2 separate regions of the Homo sapiens genome follow, and region 1 is linked to region 2. The links are chromatin loops, found by intact Hi-C in ENCODE. Cell type or tissue: ovary. All regions are shown on one strand.

Region 1 (2,500 bases), 550 kb before region 2:
TTGTTCGGAGGCCCCCCCAGGCAAGGCACGCCTCTGCTTTGTCCCCCTGGATGCAGACACGGTCATGTTGGTGAAGAACCTGCCGCCTGTACTCTTTCACCCAAATCCACCTGCTCTCAAACTGTCCAGCAGCTGGGCATGTCCCGTGCAGGGTTTTTGAACCTCAACGTCATGCAAATGCTGCATGTCATTGTGGGTCCCAGCCCTCTCCTTGCCCATTGTGTGGCCTTGAGCAAGCCGTCCAGCCTCTCTGAGCCTTGGTGTCTCCTCGTACCATGCGGACCTGGCATGCTCGTGTGGCCTGGGGTGTGTGATGAGTGTTGACCATGCGCCTGCACCCTACAGAGGCCTCATAGCAGCCTGTCATCTGTTTGACAGGTGGGGAAACTGAGTGCTCAAGGCAGGTGCTCAGGGCTGCTGGCTCTTCCCTCCCTTTCTGCGGTTCCTTGGAGGAGGCTGGGCAGAGTTCTCTGCTAGCCTTGAGAGCTAGGCCCCTTCCTCAGTGACCCCCTCTCTGAGGAGCCCCTTGCCACCCACTCCCACCTGTGTTACAGTCCAAGACCCTGGCTGTCTGGCTAGCTCCTGCCCTCCGACCTGGCTGGGAGTGCTGCTGCTGTGGGTGCATTTTGGGGTGGCTGCCTGTTCCATCCGCTCTGCCTCCCTTGTTCCCTAGTTACCGTGGGACCTTCAAAGCCTAACTTCCCACCACAGGCCACATGGGCAGAGGGTGCCCTGGGTTTGGGGTGAGGGGCCAGGAGGAGGAGATCTACCCTCACTTGTTCTGGGGCCTGGGTTCGAGTCCTACTCTGCTTGCCTTGGCTCTGTTATGTCCTGCAGACTCCAGTGCGAGGCCTCTGGCCTTGCTCCACTGTGAAGGATGCTTGCTCCCCGCTGGCCACACAGGCCTCTACTTGGCCTGGCCCGGGGGCAGCAGAACTTCACTTCTCCTCGTCTCTCCTTGTCATGCTGACCCAACCTGTGTGTGGGGCTGGCTGTGGTCCAGGGTCCAGAGCCAGGGTAAGGAGGGCCATGCTGAGCCCGGCCCCTGGGCTGCCCTGCCTCCTTCTTGCTCTCAGGGCCTTGGGAGAGGCCGGGCCCCGGGGCTCCCTCCTGCCTGTTCACATAGGGCTTCTCCTTCCCTGAGGCAGCTGGCCTGGCTGTGCTCTCAGAGCACAGGGCCCCGCCTCCTGCCTTCTTCACTTGGTCTCCTGGAGCTGGGCCCTGGGGACCCCCAGCCCACGCTTGACCCAGGGGCAGGCCTGCCAGGCTTACCACTCCCTGTCTTTCCCAGGCCAGTCTTTTCCGGGCTTTAAAAAGTGTCTGGGGAGCTCCAGGGACTTGGCTGGCCCCGGGCCAGTTCCTGTCAAACTGTTGGGGTGTGAAATTGTAGCTGATTAATTTAAGACCTGCCAACTTCGGCTATGGGGCTGACTGGGGGTGCCCCTGTCCCCCCTCCTTTCACCAGAGCCCTGCCTGGCACCTGCTCTGCACCCACACAGGCAGCCTCTCCCCCTGGGGTGCCTCTCTCAGCGAACTTCCTGCGCCCTGCTCCCAGCTCCTCCCGTGGCCTCTGGGGACCCCGGGCCATGTCAGGAGCTCACAGGAGCAGCCCCTGTTTTGGGTCCTGTAGCATCAGCCCAAGTACCCCCATGGGAGGGGAGAGCACAGGCCCCGGCCTCCTGCAGAGCGGGTGCTGTCCCCCTACAGAGGAAGCTGGGGAGAGCCTTGCCCTGTGGGCCGGCTGACGGGCACCCGAGGCCAGCCCTGCTCTGGTCCTGCTGCTGCTGCGGGGCAAAAGGAGCCAGCCCCTGGCTGAGGCCCAGCCTGCCCATTCAGGGAATGTAGGCCTGACTGCCTGAGCACCCGGTTTTTCAAGATTCTGGAAACCTGTATTTTGTGTGAGATCTCTTGGTTATTAAATCCACGTTGTAAGAGAGTATAACAGGACCAACTCAAGCATCCCTTTGGCCACCAGTTTGTGGCCCAGGGACCTGCACTGTGGCCTTGAGTAGCTTAGGGAAGCCACCCACCTGGGCTCTGAGGCATGGCCCTGGTGAAGCCCCATCCTCTGGGGCCTTGGTTTCCTTCCCTGGATGTTGGGTGCATCTGGGCATACCCCAGGGAGGCTTGGGGCTTGAAGTTCCTTCTGGAGCTGACCCCGATGAGCCATCACAGCATCTCCCTGTGGCGGTCCCTGCACAGAGGCTGCAGCTGCAGTTCCCTGTGTGCGTCCTGGCCTGGCTGGCCCCTGTCCCTGTGCTCATGGGCCCTCAGGACTCATGCTGCAGCACCTCCTGCAGCTTTCCTGGTCCCCACCATTCTTCAGCACTCCTAGGGGTTCCCAGTGGTGGAACCTGCAGCAGCTGGGTCTCTGAAGTGCTTAGGAGGCCTGTGGCATTAGTTGCCATCCCTGAGCTTCGGGAATGGTGGCCTGCGGGGCCTGGAGCTGGAGCGAAGCCTCTGGAGCCCTGCGCAGCGTGGGAGGTGTCCTCCGCCCGGC
Region 2 (2,500 bases):
CCAGACTGAGGTCACCCTCCACTCCCATGTCACTGAGTCCCTGCCATGTGCCAGGCAGCCCTGTCAGTGCTGGAGGGAGGTCCCGTGGAGACAGAGACTGGGAGGGTGCTGCCCTGAAGTTCTAGGGGGAAAAAGGAAGGAATAAATAGGGGAGTGGAACAGAAACATCCAGGGAGGAATTGGGACTACTTGGTCCATCGGGGGGAGAGAGAATTTTGGGCCATCAGGAGAGGTTGAGGGGCATTGCCAGGGAAGGGCTTTCCAGGCAAGGGAGCCACACGTGCTGGGGCAGGAGGCAGGCACAACCCTGAGGCCTTGTGGATAGCAGGAAGGCTGTTGTGCCCGCTGCAAGAGGAGAGGAGGGGAGAGGGGAGCCGCGGTGTCAGCTGGGCGGCAGGGCATTCATGGGGATTCTATTTTAAGGTGACAGGAGCCCTGGAGGGTTTGAAGCCAGCTCGGTGGTGGGCTTTCCATTCCACACCAAGGCCAGCGGCAGGCTCAGCTCAAACCCTGAGAGTCTGGCTCCAAACAGCTCCAGGCAAGAAAATGAAGCTCGGAGGGGAACTCAGGAGGGAAGGATTGGGGTTGGGAAGGTGGTGCGACTGGGGAGGGAGGGGCACAGGCTGTGGTCAATGGGTGCGGTCTGAGGCTGGGGGTGCGAGCTGGGGTCTGGAGGTGAGACACGGACTGGGTGCTGGAGAGGGGACATAAGCTGGGGTACTCAGGAGGGGTCAAGGGAGGAGGGACGGAGCTGGGGCAAGGACTGGGTCCGGGGGAGGGGTAGGGGAGTAAGCCAGGCGGTGTTGGCGCAGCTCAGAGCAGACGCACAGCCCGGGGCTGGGCAGCAGGGCAGGCGCTGCCCAGCCCCTCCGAAAGGCGCAACTGAGAGGGGCCTGCGGCAGTCCGGAGGCGCCCCCTCCTCTTCCCCTCCTCCTCCTTTCCCTCCCCTCCTCTTCCTTCCCCTCCCCTCCTACTCCAACCCCTCCTCTCCCCTCCTCTCGCTGCCTTCCCCTTTCTTTTACTCTCCCCTCACCTCCCCTCTCCTCCCCTCTTTCTCCTTCCTCTCCCCTCCCCTTGCTGTCCTCCCGTCCCTTTCCCTACCCTCCCCTCCCCTCCCCTCCGCCCCCCTCCCCTTCCGGAGCCCGGCCCCGCGCGCCGCCATGCCTGGTGCCGCACCGCCCCCTGGTGCCCACGTCAAGCATGGCGCGGAGCGACTGCACTGTGCCCGGGCTGCACTGGGGGCGAGAGGCCAGGGAGCCCCTACGGCCTCCAGAGGCCGGGCGTTGGGGGGGCCGCAGAACGTCGGGGACTCCCTTGGGACCCACGCTCAGCTCCGCCCTGCCCGCACTCGGCTGGGTCCTTGGGGCCCCTCCCCTCTCTGGATCTCGCTTCACAGCCAAGATCACCAGCTGGGAGTGGCCAAGGTCACCAGCTGGGAGTGGCCGACCCAGCGCCAGGCGCCGTCCCGCAGCGCTGTCCCCGTCCCCGCAGGCCAGCAGGCTGCACGACTGTCTGAGCCTCAGTGTCCTCATCTGTAACACGGGCATCATCATATCCCCAGCTTCAATCTTCACGTCTCAAACCATTGAAATCTCAGCAGTAAGAATCCAAGTATCCAAGTGCCAAATTCTCCATCAATGTCTACATAGTTTTGGTTTAAGTCTGTCTTTTCATGCATTTCCTTTTAGCACTGGAATGAAGTTCAAGCAACAGGCCGGTCACGGTGGCTCATGCCTGTATTTCCACCACTTTGGGAAGCCAAGAAGGGCGGATCACTTGAGCCCAGAAGTTCGAGACCAGCCTGGGTAACACAGGGAAACCCCATCTCTACAAAAAATTTTTAAAAATTAGCCTGACTTGGTGGCGCACACCTGTAGTTCCAGCTACTGAGGAGGCTGAGGCGGGAGGATCGGGAGGATCGCTTGAGCACAGGAGGTCGAGGCTGCAGTGAGCCGTGATCACACCACTGCGCTCCAGCCGGGGCAGCAGAGCAAGACCCTGTTTAAAAAAAAAAAAAAAAAAAAAAAAAAAACCAGACACACAAGCGACAGTGAACCTCAGAGGCTGGCATATAAAAAGGGTGGTTTTTGAGAAGCAAGACCCTCCAGAAGTCAAGCTTTAGCCCTATCAAAAGATGTCCAAGAAACTTTTTTTTTTTTTTTGAGATGGAGTCTTGCTCTGTACCCAGGCTGGAGTGCAGTGGCACGATCTCAGCTCACTGCAACCTCCACCTCCCAGGTTCAAGCAATTCCCCTGCCTCAGCCTCCCAAGTAGCTGGAACTACAGGCATATGCCACCATGCCCAGCTAACCACACCTGGCTAATTTTTTGTATTTTAGTAGAGACGGGATTTCACCATGTTGACCAAGATGGTCTCGAGCTCCTGACCTCGTGATCCACCCACCTCGGCCTCCCAAAGTGCTAGGATTACAGGAGTGAGACAGCGTGCCCGACCAGAAACTATCTTTAAGCTAAAAATGCACTTAAAGAAAAAGGAAAA

Evidence for each region. Peaks named below come from ENCODE experiments on the same cell type or tissue, not always from the same donor. Only the 100,000 strongest peaks of a DNase experiment are listed, where the experiment ranks them.
Region 1: a loop joins it to region 2, with 2.5 times the contacts of the local background. A loop is called at or near these places in 45 of 110 quality-filtered maps.

The regions. Positions count from the first base shown.
Region 1 is chr3:126,993,748-126,996,247 of GRCh38, forward strand. All of the region lies in intron 3 of PLXNA1 (plexin A1), which reads left to right. Among named protein-coding and RNA genes, the nearest start is that of PLXNA1, 12 kb to the left of the region's middle. RefSeq lists enhancers at 1,205-1,838, 1,287-1,346. In ovary, no CTCF peak of the experiment used is centred here; no DNase peak of the experiment used is centred here; H3K27ac peaks cover 556 bases.
Region 2 is chr3:127,546,752-127,549,251 of GRCh38, forward strand. The region is part of intron 6 of LINC02034 (long intergenic non-protein coding RNA 2034); the gene reads left to right. Among named protein-coding and RNA genes, the nearest start is that of LINC01471, 10 kb to the left of the region's middle. RefSeq lists a silencer at 1,173-1,492. In ovary, a CTCF peak has its summit at 1,281 (motif pointing right); DNase peaks (open chromatin) are centred at 21, 390, 560 and 1,190; H3K4me3 peaks cover 1,006 bases; H3K27ac peaks cover 1,429 bases.